2 separate regions of the Homo sapiens genome follow, and region 2 is linked to region 1. The links are chromatin contacts, found by Hi-C in ENCODE. All regions are on one chromosome and are shown on one strand. The core of a region is the stretch at or near the end of the contact, and the rest is flanking DNA. Distances in the headings are between cores, read along the strand shown.

What was found. Hi-C counts contacts between places; a loop is a spot of excess contacts on that map. Pooled maps may share reads with other maps.
Region 2: a map with no recorded cell type shows a loop between it and region 1 (5-fold over the local background). The contact joins two enhancer-like sites. A Hi-C loop is called at or near these places in 9 of 37 single-sample maps with no recorded cell type and 4 of 50 pooled maps.

The regions. Positions count from the first base shown.
Region 1 is chr1:62,610,125-62,616,521 of GRCh38, forward strand. All of the region lies in intron 14 of DOCK7 (dedicator of cytokinesis 7), which reads right to left. Among named protein-coding and RNA genes, the nearest start is that of ANGPTL3, 16 kb to the left of the region's middle. Within about 2 kb of position 3,292, at least 3 of the 41 ENCODE cell types and tissues checked have a DNase peak (open chromatin) inside an H3K27ac peak, as active enhancers do.
Region 2 is chr1:62,797,688-62,804,084 of GRCh38, forward strand. It overlaps ATG4C (autophagy related 4C cysteine peptidase), which reads left to right. Exons shown (of 11, transcript NM_032852.4): 2 at 6,032-6,175. The coding sequence starts at 6,100. Among named protein-coding and RNA genes, the nearest start is that of ATG4C, 17 kb to the left of the region's middle. RefSeq lists an enhancer at 3,154-3,203. Within about 2 kb of position 2,789, at least 3 of the 41 ENCODE cell types and tissues checked have a DNase peak (open chromatin) inside an H3K27ac peak, as active enhancers do.

The DNA of each region.
Region 1 (6,397 bases), core at 2,042-4,541:
AGGCGTGAGCCCCCGCGCCCAGCCGACTCAGTTTTTATAGTTAAAATAAACTAGGACCAATTCGATAGAATAAAACTCAGAGTGGTATAACAAGGACAAAACCAAAATAGCAGAGTATGTGGCAGTAGCTTGAGACATCTATGAACTCTAAAAATAAAAACAAAAACCAATACTTTCTGAAGCAGAGAACCATACACTTGAATAGAAAAAAAAATGCTCCTGAATTTTCAGTAACGTTCAGCTGAAATTTATACTTCCTTAAATTATGAATGTAGTAAACCAACCACAGCAGTATTACCAGTATATAAGATTTTGTCATTAATAGAAACATACATTTACTATTATTATTATTATTATTATACTTTAAGTTCTGGGATACATGCGCAGAACGTGCAGTTTTGTTACATAGGTATACACGTGGTATGGTGGTTTGCTGCACCCATCAACCCGTCATCTACATTAGGTATTTCTCCTAATGCTATCCCTCCCCTAGCCCCACCCCGACAGGTCCCAGTGTGTGATGTTCCTTTCCCTGTGTCCATGTGTTCTCATTGTTTAGCTCCCACTTATGAGTGAGAACATGTGGTGTTTGGTTTTCTGTTCCTGTGTTAGTTTGCTGAGAATGATGGTTTCCAGCTTCATCCATGTCCCTACAAAGGACATGAACTCATCCTTTTTTATGGCTGCATAGTATTCCATGGTGTATATGTGCCACATTTTCTTCATCCAGTCTATCATTGATGGGCATTTGGGTTGGTTCCAAGTCTTTGTTATTGTGAATAGTGCTGCAATAAACATGTGTGCATGTGTCTTTATAGTAGAATGATTTATAATCCTTTGAATATATACCCAATAATGGGATTACTGGGTCAAATGGTATTTCTAGTTCTAGTTCCTTGAGGAATCGCCACACTGTCTTCCACAATGGTTGAACTAATTTGAAACATACATATTTTTATATCACAACTATTATAGACATCTCAAAATATTGTTGATGCTTATTACTATTTAGAAAATACAATAGTTTTTTAACCTGAGGCCAGATCATGTTATTTCATTCATCAATAAACACATATATCACAACTTTAATATTTTGATAATTTTAATTCAATGTAACTGATTTCCTTTGTTATTCTATATATTTTATTTCATGCATTTAAAAACATTTAAACATTACAGATTGAGTATCCCTTATTCAAAATGCTTAAGACCAGAAGTCTTTCAAATTTCATATTTGTTTTGGATTTTGGAATATCTTTATACTCACGGTTGAGCGACCTCAAATCTGAAAATCCAAAATGCTTCAACGAGATCTTCTTTGAGTATCATATGGGTGCTTGAAATGTTTTGGATTTTGGAGCATTTAAGATTTTGGATTTTCAGATTTGGGATGCTCAATATATATTTCAAAAAAGGGTATCACAGGATTCACAAGACGACCACAAGGTACCATGGTACACAAAAAAATTAGCAGCCCATGTTCAAAGGACCTACTGTCATGTAATAACCTAGTTTAAGAAACATGAATTACATGGCTCTCATGTCATAACATCAACAGCACACATATTCTGACTGGCCAAGCTCTTCCTTGAAACAATATTTTAGGAAAAAAAATTTAATCAGTATATAATAAGCTTATTCAACTACTCAAGAAAAAAAAACTGATGATAGTAAAATTCTAAAGAGATCATAAAACATTTCATTTGTTATTGAGGTTAACTTTTAAAAGTCCTTATCTGGCCAGGCATGGTGGTTCATGCCTGTAATCCCAGCACTTTGGTAGGCTGAGGTGGGCGGATCACCTGAGGTCAGGAGTTCGAGACATGCCTGGCCAACACAGTGAAATCCCATCTCTAGTAAAAATACAAAAAAAAAAAAAAAATTAGCTGGGTGTGGTGGCTTGCACCTGTAGTCCCACCTACTTGGGAGGCTGAGGCAGGAAAATTGCTTGAACCCGGGAGGCAGAGGTTGCAGTGAACCAAGATCATGCCACTGTATTCCAGACAGGGCATCAGAGCAAGATTCTGTCACACACAAACACACAAAAAAGTCCTTATCTGTTAGAGATACATACTGAAGGATTTTCAAGTGAAATGATAGGATGTCTAGGCTTTGCTTCAAAAATATTACCAACAAAACAAAAGACAGGACAAGTAACAGATAACACAAAAATGACAATGCAAGTTAATTAATCTGTTCTCTAATGAGAATATATGGGCACAGTGAGGGAACAACACAGACTGGGGACAGTCAGGGGGTTGGGTGCAAGGGAGGGAGAGCATTAGGACAAATAGCTAATACACGTGGGGCTTAAAACCTAGATAACAGATTGATAGGTACAGCAAACCACCATGGCACACGTATACCTATGTAACAAATCTGCACATTCTGCACTTGTATCCCGGAACTTAAAGTAAAATAAAATTAAAAAAAAAATTAATCTGTTCTCTTTACTTTTAGGTGTATTAATTTTAGGTGTAGGTGTATTAATTTGTTCCCTTTACTTTTATAATTTTCCATAATAAAAGTTTAAAACTATATTCAGATTAGATCAGAGAAAATAGATTTACTAAAATTTATTAAGAGATGTATGGGCATATTCCTAACAGACCAAAATCCTTTTGTTTCTCACCCTGACAGTTACCAGGTCTGAACCATTGTATTCATTCTTACATTCTTAGTAACGCACCATGTTTGCTAGATATAGTCTTTCAAAAATACTAAGTAGAAAAACAAAGATACAAACATTCAACAGGTGATTACAACTAAGGCCATTACTGGAAATGCGGCTAACTCTAACAATCCTGCCAAGAATACCATGTGTTCTGTGGACATACCTCTTAAAAACTGGATGTCAGTAAAACACATAAGCATTTGCTCAATTAATGTACCTTGATCTATTACAACTCAAATACAACAGTGGTGATCAAGTAAAAATTTGGAACACAAGTAACATTGCATACAATCTATTACCTAACTTTCAGATGATTTCAAATATCCAATAAAAGATTTTTTTCACCATTGAGAAAGATCTTTATTTGGTTTACTTAATGTTAACAATTACACTAGTACTTTTTCTAAAATACTGTGATAGGGTAAGTACTTCCTTGATAAAGCAAGAATTTGATGTAAACCCCACTTGTATGGTGCAGTAAGAAACAAGTCATTCATTTTCTGATTGTTAGAAACTACCATATATTTGTGTATCTTCATCTACCCCTGTAGAGAATTTGAAAAGATCAGGCCCCTCTTCAGTTAACCCTATGCAAATAAATGTGACCAGCTGTGTGTGGGAGGTAGGGAGGCGCGGGGAACGACAGAGTTTGTTATTTAAAGGTGAAAATCTCTAGCTTCAGGTATAACTTAAATAACAGATTTAAGTCTTTAAGAAGACTCAACATCTTCAAAAGAATATTTTTTAAAGTGTACATAATAAAAGTAAATTAAACTAATATAGACCTCTTTAGACAGCTTTCTCTGAATTATCTGATAACGAACATAAAAATGAGAAGTGAAAGGTGTATAGGAAATCTGTCACTTTCAGAATACAGTTCTCTTTCCTACGATTTCTCAACTCAGTCAAATGCTTCAATGATGTCCATTCATTCCCCCTATATTCATGCAGTTTTTAATTTTTTCCCTATGAGACCCTTTACAATCCTCTCAAGTTTCTCACTAAAACTAAATACAATATGGAAATATTTTCTTAAAACACACATGAACAATGCTTAAATTCCTATTTTTTTCAGATATAAATTTGAACCCCCTGAACTTCAGCTTTGTCATCTATAAAATAGGGATAACCACATTGGTTCTGTGCAGGCTGCTATCAGAGTTAATAGATAATGGCCATATATAAACTAAAAGGAGCCCTAGTGTCAACTTTATCTTCCTTTTTTTTAACATTATTCACTGGGAAAATGTGTACACAAATATTTGTATAGTGACCACTGGTATGTATTATCACAAATTATGTCTTATCCTGAAACATTCCTGAGAAGGCAAAAAGAATCCAAATGAGCTAAAAGATTATCATCACCATGATCCAGCATAACCATTCAGTTAGCAAATATTTATGGAACTTTCTGTAAATTATTGATGATATTTGTATATTAGCTGTCAGCTGCTGAGGTTGTCATACATCCCTTTTCGTCATTCCAAAATTATTTCTACCTATGCTAGGTTTCTAGATATGCTTAAGGTTTTTGTTTTTTTTTAAAATAAACTATCAGTTCCTAAACATATAAGCTGTCCATAAGGCCAAGTTTTTCTAACAGCATCAAATAGAATAAACAACTTTTAATGATTTGGTTTTAAGGTCCCATGGACATTGATGGTCTAATAATACAAAGCAGGCCAATATTGACTCTGATAATCTCCCTTTTAAAATAATTCTCTTATCCAATTATACCCCAGATGCCTAGTACCCTCATGCTTTTCAAACCAATCTCTCTCAAGTTGTATAGTGCATGAGTAAATGTAATCTAATAAAGCCAAAAACAATAACAACTTCTATTGAGCATTTAATATGTACTGCATTACTTTGTGACATGCACTTTACACATATTTAATCCCCATAGATTTCTAAGATATAGGTACTTTTATTATACCCATGTTAAAGGAAGGAAAAATCATTCCTCAATTTTAAATACAGTAAGTCCTCACCTAATGTCATAGCTACTGTGACACTGGATAATGTTCTTGGAAACTGTGACTTTAAGAGAAGGACTTTAAGGACCATGTGCAGCAGGTTCTTGAATAATATCATTTTGTTCAGCATTGTTTTGTTATAACATTGACTGGAAAAAAAATGGTTTCGTCACATGTCATTTAGCTTAAAACCTTAGTTTCCAAGAACCTATTAACAATTTTAAGTGAGAACTTACTGTAATTCCTAAAAATGAAACATGGTTACAAAATACAGGTTACGAGAGCCCATCTCCCAATTTTTCATAAGCTACACATATAGTCGTACCATTTCAAGTAACACAAAAATTATTATTTCTTTATGTAATTTGGAGATTATTTTTAAAAGGGAATGGTCAACTTTATAATCATATTTTGTTAAAGAAACTATTTGGCAAAACAGTAACAACAGGAAAAAAGTCAACCAAGTATAGTAATCACAATTCTACTTCTGAATTTTCATGTAGTATCTAATTTTCTCTACTTCACTGAGGATACTCTTATACTAGAAAATTATTAATCGCTTTCTTAAAATAATGCATCCTTTTTGCTCCAACAGTTCTCACTGGTACTTGCTACTAACAGAGCACTAGGATCATTTCCATAAACTAAGAAACTTAGCCTTGACATTCTATATCACATTTAACCAATGTCTGTTAACAGGTTAAAGCATTTTATATAAGTTCCTTACAAACTGTATATAAGGAGGAATAAGGTTATGTAAAGCCCTAATCTGAAATCAATTCATTTTGATGAAAAACATTAAAGCCTAAATCAGTATTCATATTCAATAAAAGTTAAATAGGAGTAACTCTAATCTTTATGATGAGCTTAGCAAGTTCTATTATTCTCTGGAAATAAACTGTTCACTCATGAGAGAAAAATGGTTATTCTATAAACATTTAATGAGTCCTTTTTTAAAAGCTTCTTGCCTACAATATTATTTTTACTAATAATGTCTGGAATGAGTATTAACTCTGTAATTAATAGAATGTCTAGATACAGTCCAAACTAAAGGCACTGAGATACGTTAAATGATCTCTCAACATCATTCTCAAATTAATATGCTATAATTCATTTTTATACTTGAAAAATTTAACTCCCAGAATAGAAACTAATTATAGTTTTTGGACTATCACTTAGCCTTACCAATACTAACCACTTCAAGTGAGAAAGCATTCCACCCTAAAAACCAAAAGCAAACCCAAATAAACAAATGATCTTAAACAAGCACTAATACATGTTTACATAATTTCCATTAAACTCAAAAAGCAAAACCATACTAACTTATAATTTATAAAATCCCCTTAAATCATTTGATGTATGAACTTTTTATCTCCTCCAGAAGAGGATGTTACATTAAAACTGGATACATCCTTAAGAGAAAACAACGTGCTGCCTTATTTGGCACGGTATCTTCTCACTTGGTATGAGCGCATTACTCAATTCCCATTTAAGTTCTGTAACATGTCTGGATTATCTATATTGGCTCTTTTTCCATTAATTCACAGAAAAGATACCCTAGAATCCATTTATATCAAGTGTATCACTTACATCAACTGTAAGACATTAAAAAAAATTAAACAAATATAAATAATGGTGTAGATTTTGAGGCTAATGTAAGATAAAAGTGTTCTGTTTTAATAAAAATGTAGCAAACAATTCTCTACCAATGAGAAATTTTATTTTTATTCAAATTATATATAATTAT
Region 2 (6,397 bases), core at 1,539-4,038, 190 kb after region 1:
TTGAACTTTTTTCCTTATTGTTGGATTGTAACAACCTTATACTGTTTTTCTTCTTTCTCTACAAAGTTTTCATTTTTATTTAATTACATTTTCCTGTCTGATTTCTGGTTTTGTATATACCATGCTTAGAAAAACCTTTTCTTTTTTTTTGAGATAGAATCTTGCTCTGTTGTCCAGGCTGGAGTGAAGTAGCACAATCTCAGCTCACTGCAACCTCCACCTCCTGGGTTGAAGCAATTCTTCTGCCACAGTCTCCCAAGTAGCTGAGATTACAGGCGCGTGCCACCACACCTGGCTAATTTTTTTGTATTTTTAGTAGAGACGAGGTTTCACCATGTTGGCCAGGCAGGTCTTGAACTCCTGACCTCAGGTGACCCACCCACTTTAGCCTCCCAAAGTGTGGGGATTACAGGCATGAGCCCACTGTGCCCAGCCAGAAAGGCCTTTTCTACCCCAAGATTTAAAAAATAATTTAAATCTGTGTTTCTTTGGAGTATGTGCACATATGTGTTTGCATTTGTATTTAAATATTTGATTCATCTAGAATTCATCATTTATTGAGGTAGTCATCTAGCTTTATTTTAAAAACTGTCTAGCTTATTGTTTTAGCATTATTTATTAAATTAGCCATCTTTTCTCACTTGTGTAGTTATTTTTCATATTAGGTACTAAATTCTTAAATACGCTTGGGTTTATATTTGTGCTCTCCATTATGTTTTATTCAGTGTTATCCTGTGCTAATAAGAAAAATAAATTTAAATAGTACTAAACTTTACTGTAGTTTTATAGTGTGTTTTAATATGTGGTAAGGCAACTCTCCTCTTCAATCGGAATTTTTGGTTATCCTTTATAAAGTGTCTCAATTTGTGATACTTTCCAACATGGCTCAAGGGATCATCTTTCAAAATAATCTCTGATTTCTCCAAAGTTAAGATTTTTAGAAACAGCCATTTTAATATTTGTTTTTTTTTTTTGGAGACAGAGTCTTGCTCTGTTGCCCAGGCTGGAGTGCAGTGGCACAGTCTTGGCTCACTGCAAGCTCTGCCTCGCAGGTTCAAGTGATTCTCCTGCCTCAGCCTCCTGAGTAGCTGGGATTACAGGCATGCACCACCATGCCTGGCTAATTTTTATATTTTTAGTAGAGATGGGGTTTCGCCATGTTGGTCAGGCTGGTCTCAAACCCCTGACCTCGTGATCCACCCACCTTGGCCTCCTAAAGTGCTGGGATTATAGGCGTGAGCCACCGCCCCTGGCTATTTATTTATTTTTGAGACAGTATCTTGTTCTGTCGTCCAGGTTGGAGTGCAGTAGCACAATCATCGCTTACTGCAGCCAGCTCAAGTGATCCCCCAACCTCACCAGTAGCTGGGACTGTAGGCACACGCCACCATGTCTGGCTAATTTTTAATTTTATAGGGAGAAAAACTCACTATGTTGTCCAGGCTGGTCTTGAAAACTCGGCTCCAGCATTTCTCCCCTTCAGCCTCCCAAAGTGTGGGGATTGCAGGTGTGAGCCACCACACCAGGCTCCATTTAAATTTTTGTTACAGAAATAAAGTGGGTTTCAGTCTTTACAGAAAAATGGAATTTAATTTTAGTCATATGAAAAGTAACTATGCTGAATTATTTATTAAACTAGCAACAACTCATCTTTAGTTTAACCTTACGAAAATAATTTTATCGTTCTCAACTACTCTATCTAACAATGATAATGAAAGTATTTTCATAGAATAGTTAAGGATGTGTCCCAGAGGCATTTCAATTGTTTCAAGTTTGGGGGTAAAGTTACTCTGAGTAAATAGTGTAGCTACATAGCAGGAGTTTTGACCAAAAATAATGAAATAACAACTCAACAATTTATTCCACTCCAAGTGCCTTTGAGGTTAGAATATTTGTTTCATTAATTTCTGTATCTATCACAGCATCTTAATTTTTAATTTTAATTTTTGTGGGTACATAGTAGGTGTATATATTTATGGGGTACATGAGATGTTTTGATATAGACATGAAATGTGTCATACTTACATCATGAAAAATGGGGTATCCATTCCCTCAAGCATATATCCTTTGTATTACAAACAATCCAGTTATGCTCTTTTAGTTATTTTTAAATGTTCAATTAAATTATTATTGACTATAATCCCCCGTTGTGCTATCAAATACTGGGTCATATTCATTCTTTCTATTTTTTTTTTTTTGTACCCATTAACCATTCCCACCTCTCCCCAACCTTCTCATTACCCTTCCTAGCCGCTGGTAACCATCCTTCCACTCTCTGCCTCCATGGATTTGTCACAGCATCTTATCTTGCTTTTGTATTTACTTAGGCATCATTATCTAAGATATAGACTTCCCCATATAACATGTCTAATTGCTCACTGTCTTCATTTTTTCCCCATCCAGATTAAGGCATCTTGGTTTTCACACTTGCTGAGGACTGTCCAGAGTATTCTGGATGGCTGGTGATGAGAACTGTCTGAACCAAAAAGTCTTCCCTGTGGCCTTCTTTCTTTCAGACTTAGAAAGAAGATACCTGCATGCACATACTCTCATTAAAAAATTTTGGATCTAGAAGACCAAGCTTGGTGGCTTTTTAAAAATAATTTTTTTAAATTCTAAAAATAATAAATGTTTTTGTATAAGATTTGGAAAATGTGGGCAACTGTGGTATAAAAATAACCACAGAGAAACTACTTTTAACATTTTGCTGTACTTCTTTCTTACTTTCTAACTCCCTTCATTCCCCCTTCGCTGTCCCTGCGCTTGCCTGTGTCATATGACACATAAGTTTCAGATTCTGCATAGTGTTTCCCCATTTTAGGAGACATTTTTAATGGATGCATAATCCATCATGTGGATGCACTATATATAATTCACACATTTTATAAACTCTTTTCCTTTTCTTGCTTTTCCAGATTTTGCTAAATTATGTATGCAGTTTTCTTGAGGAAAATTCGTCTTTCCTTTTCTTTATTCTAGTGTCAGTTAAAAAAAAATTCTAATTCTGGTGAGAGTGCTGCTAGTGATATACCTATATTTCATATCAGTTCACTGATTCCTTTAATAAATATTTTTGAGAACCAATTCTGTGCCAGGCAGAATTTAAGAACAGTCAGTTACAGTATAGTGCAATGAATGTGGTGATACAGGAAAACGTAGGATCCTATGAGAACTAAGAGAAGGATACCTATCTTAGTTTAAAGTTTAGAGAGGGCAGTCAGGAAATCTTACCAGTCTTACCAGAGGAAGTGAAACCAAAGCTGGGTTTCAGGGACTCCATGATAGTAAGGTCATCATACAGTGAGGGTGAGCAGTAAGGCACTTGAGTTAGAGGGAACAGATGCAAAGGCATGAGGTACCAGATAACATACCAAGTTCAGGAAGCTTTGATATTAATATTAAATGTGGTTTCAGCATATGCTGCATGTGAAGTAGTAAAAGAGGAAGCTGAGTAAGTAGGCAGAGGTTATTTCATGAAGGGCCTTAAATATCATCCTTAAGTACCAGGAACTATGCCAAGTGCTAGGGGTATAAACAAAAAAAACAGAGTCCTTGAGGAATGTGTTTATAGCTTTCATTCTCGTTTATGCGTCAGCAGTTCTCAAATTAATATGCCTAGCCCAGACCTCTCCTTTGAGCTCCAGATCTATATATCCAACTGCCTAGTTGATTGACATCCCGAGAATATATCTAGAGTGTAAATTCCAAGAGAACAGGTATTTCATTGCCTTTGTTCTCAGCTGTACCTGCAGTGCCTAGAACAGTGCCTGGCAATAATTTATCTAATGATTAAAGAAAAGAATGGCAGGGCGTGGTGGCTCGCGCCTGTAATCCCAGCACTTTGGGAGACCAAGGTGGGTGGATCACGAGGTCAGGAGTTCAAGACCAGCCTGCTGGGAGGCGGAGATTGCAGTGAGCCGAGATGTTGCCACTGTACTCCAGCCTGGGAGACAGAGCGAGACTCCATCTTAAAAAAAAAATAAAAAAGAAGGCCGGCGCAGTGGCTCACGCCTGTAATCCCAGCACTTTGGGAGGCCGAGGCGGGCGGATCACGAGGTCAGGAGATGGAGACCATCCTGGCTAACACGGTGAAAACCCGTCTCTACTAAAAGTACAAAAAATTAGCCGGATGTGGTGGCAGGCGCCTGGAGTCCCAGTTACTCGGGAGGCTGAGGCAGGAGAATGGCATGAACCGGGGAGGCGGAGCTTGCAGTGAGCTGAGATTGCGCCACTGCACTCCAGCTTGGGGGACAGAGCAAGACTCTGTCTCCAAAAAAAAAAAAAAAAAAAAAAAAAAAGAAAAAAAGAAAAGAACTACTCTCTGCTTGTGTTTCTCAGAGACATCTTAAATACCACATATCTCAAATCAAATTCATAATCTTCTCCCTCTAACCTCTCCCTCTCCTGATGTTTCCTATCTCAGTGATTGGCACCATCTGTTTAGTTTCACACACCAAAGCCTGGGTATATCTTTGGCATATCCCTGTTCTTTACCTTCCATATCCATTGTATCACCAAGACTTACTGAATTTTCTACATGTTTCCTCAGATGTCCATTTCTCCATCTTCACTGCTCCAGTCCAAGCTATCATCTCCTAGTCCTGTATAATACAGGTTGAGCATCCTTAATCCGAAAATCAGAAATCTGAAATTTTCCAGGATCTGTAACCTCTTGAGTGCCAACATGATGCTCAAAGGAAATGCTCATTGGAGCATTTTGGATTTTGGATTTTCGGATTAACGATCCTCAACTAGTAAGTATACATAATGCAAATATTAAAAAAAAAAAAAAAGAAATCCAAACACTTCCAGTCCCAAGCATTTTGGATAAGGGATACTCAACCTGTAGTGGTAAACTCATTATCTACTTTTATTCCTTTCCATGTTCTTCTCCATGCTGCTATTGAAGTAAAACAAACAAACCTACTGAATCTGGTTATGATATTCCTGTTTGAAACAAATTGCTCTTAGGATAAAGAACAAAATTTTTAACCTGGTCTACAAGGCCGTTTGTGCTTTGGCATCTATATAACCCTATAGCCTCATCTCATGCCACTTTTTTAGACATCTCATGCCACTTTTTTAGACTTTTCTGTTTTCTAGTCACATTGACTTTTTAAGTTCTTCCAATAGACCATGCTTTCTCCTGGCTCAGAACTATGATGTATAATTGGTAACTTTTAATACATATTATAAAATGGAATGTCTATTGTTAGAGAAATGAATGTATCAATATTTTTGAGTAGATATTTCTAATCTTAAAAGGGTAATGTTCTGTGCAGCATTCTTTTCTTGAAAAGTAAACTGTGAATTATTGCAAATAAGCACAAGCATTTTCAGTTATAATTTGTTCCTTTTGAGATTATATCACACATCTCAATTTTCCCTAAAGTCAGTAATAAAACAGACACTTATGAGCTACATTTATTCTATTTTAAAGTAAGAACATTTTCCGTTATAAATTTAAGCCGTTCTGTTTGTTTAAGTGCTGCAGTATGGAGATAGGAAGGAAACATAGGAAATGTCTTATTTAAAAAACAAAACAAAATAATTAGACTTTATGTGATGTGAAAGTAGTGACTAATCAATATAAGTGGAAGCTTCCATTCTGAAGATAGTCAAGATTTTTTATAAGATTTCAAATCACCTTCTCTAATGACAGATAAAACAAATCTTGGATATTCTCACTTGCGCCAATGCACCAGAGCAGAGCTGTGTTACTAAATTGATTTATTGTATTCAATTGTGAGCAGTTGGGGGAGATTATTGCTTGGTTTTGCATGATAGGTTTATTGTTGTATATTTGTTAGTAAAGGTTTTTTGTAATTAAAATATAGAATATCTTATTCTATAAGATTTCTGTTTGTAAAATGAGAAATTGGTTTTCTGTTTATTTCTGAGTATAAAAAGAGAAATTGTTTTGTTCATTTGCAGTTCAAACTGTATTTAATCACTTAAGTAACTTTAACAGGTATTGCTCCATGTAACCATATATGTAGTAATTACTGATTTTTTTCCTTAATTTTTAAAGTCAGTATAAAAGATTAAACTCTACAGAAGAATGCAATCAAGTGATGGCTTTTCCTTTAGAATTTGAATATGGAGGCTACAGGAACAGATGAAGTTGACAAGCTAAAAACCAAATTTATATCTGCTTGGAACAACATGAAATATAGTAAGTATCATGTTTTAAAAATTGTATAAATCCAAAGAAATATTTGACAATATTTATCATTTCCCCTCTTAAGTCACTGACAATTTCTTGAGAATAAATGGCATACTTTACTTTGAATGAAATATTTCTATAAGGAATGTAGTTAAAAATATCTCCTGAAGAAAGAGCCAAGTATCATCATAAACATTGCCTAGAAACTCAAGCATACGATGTGGTCTCCTT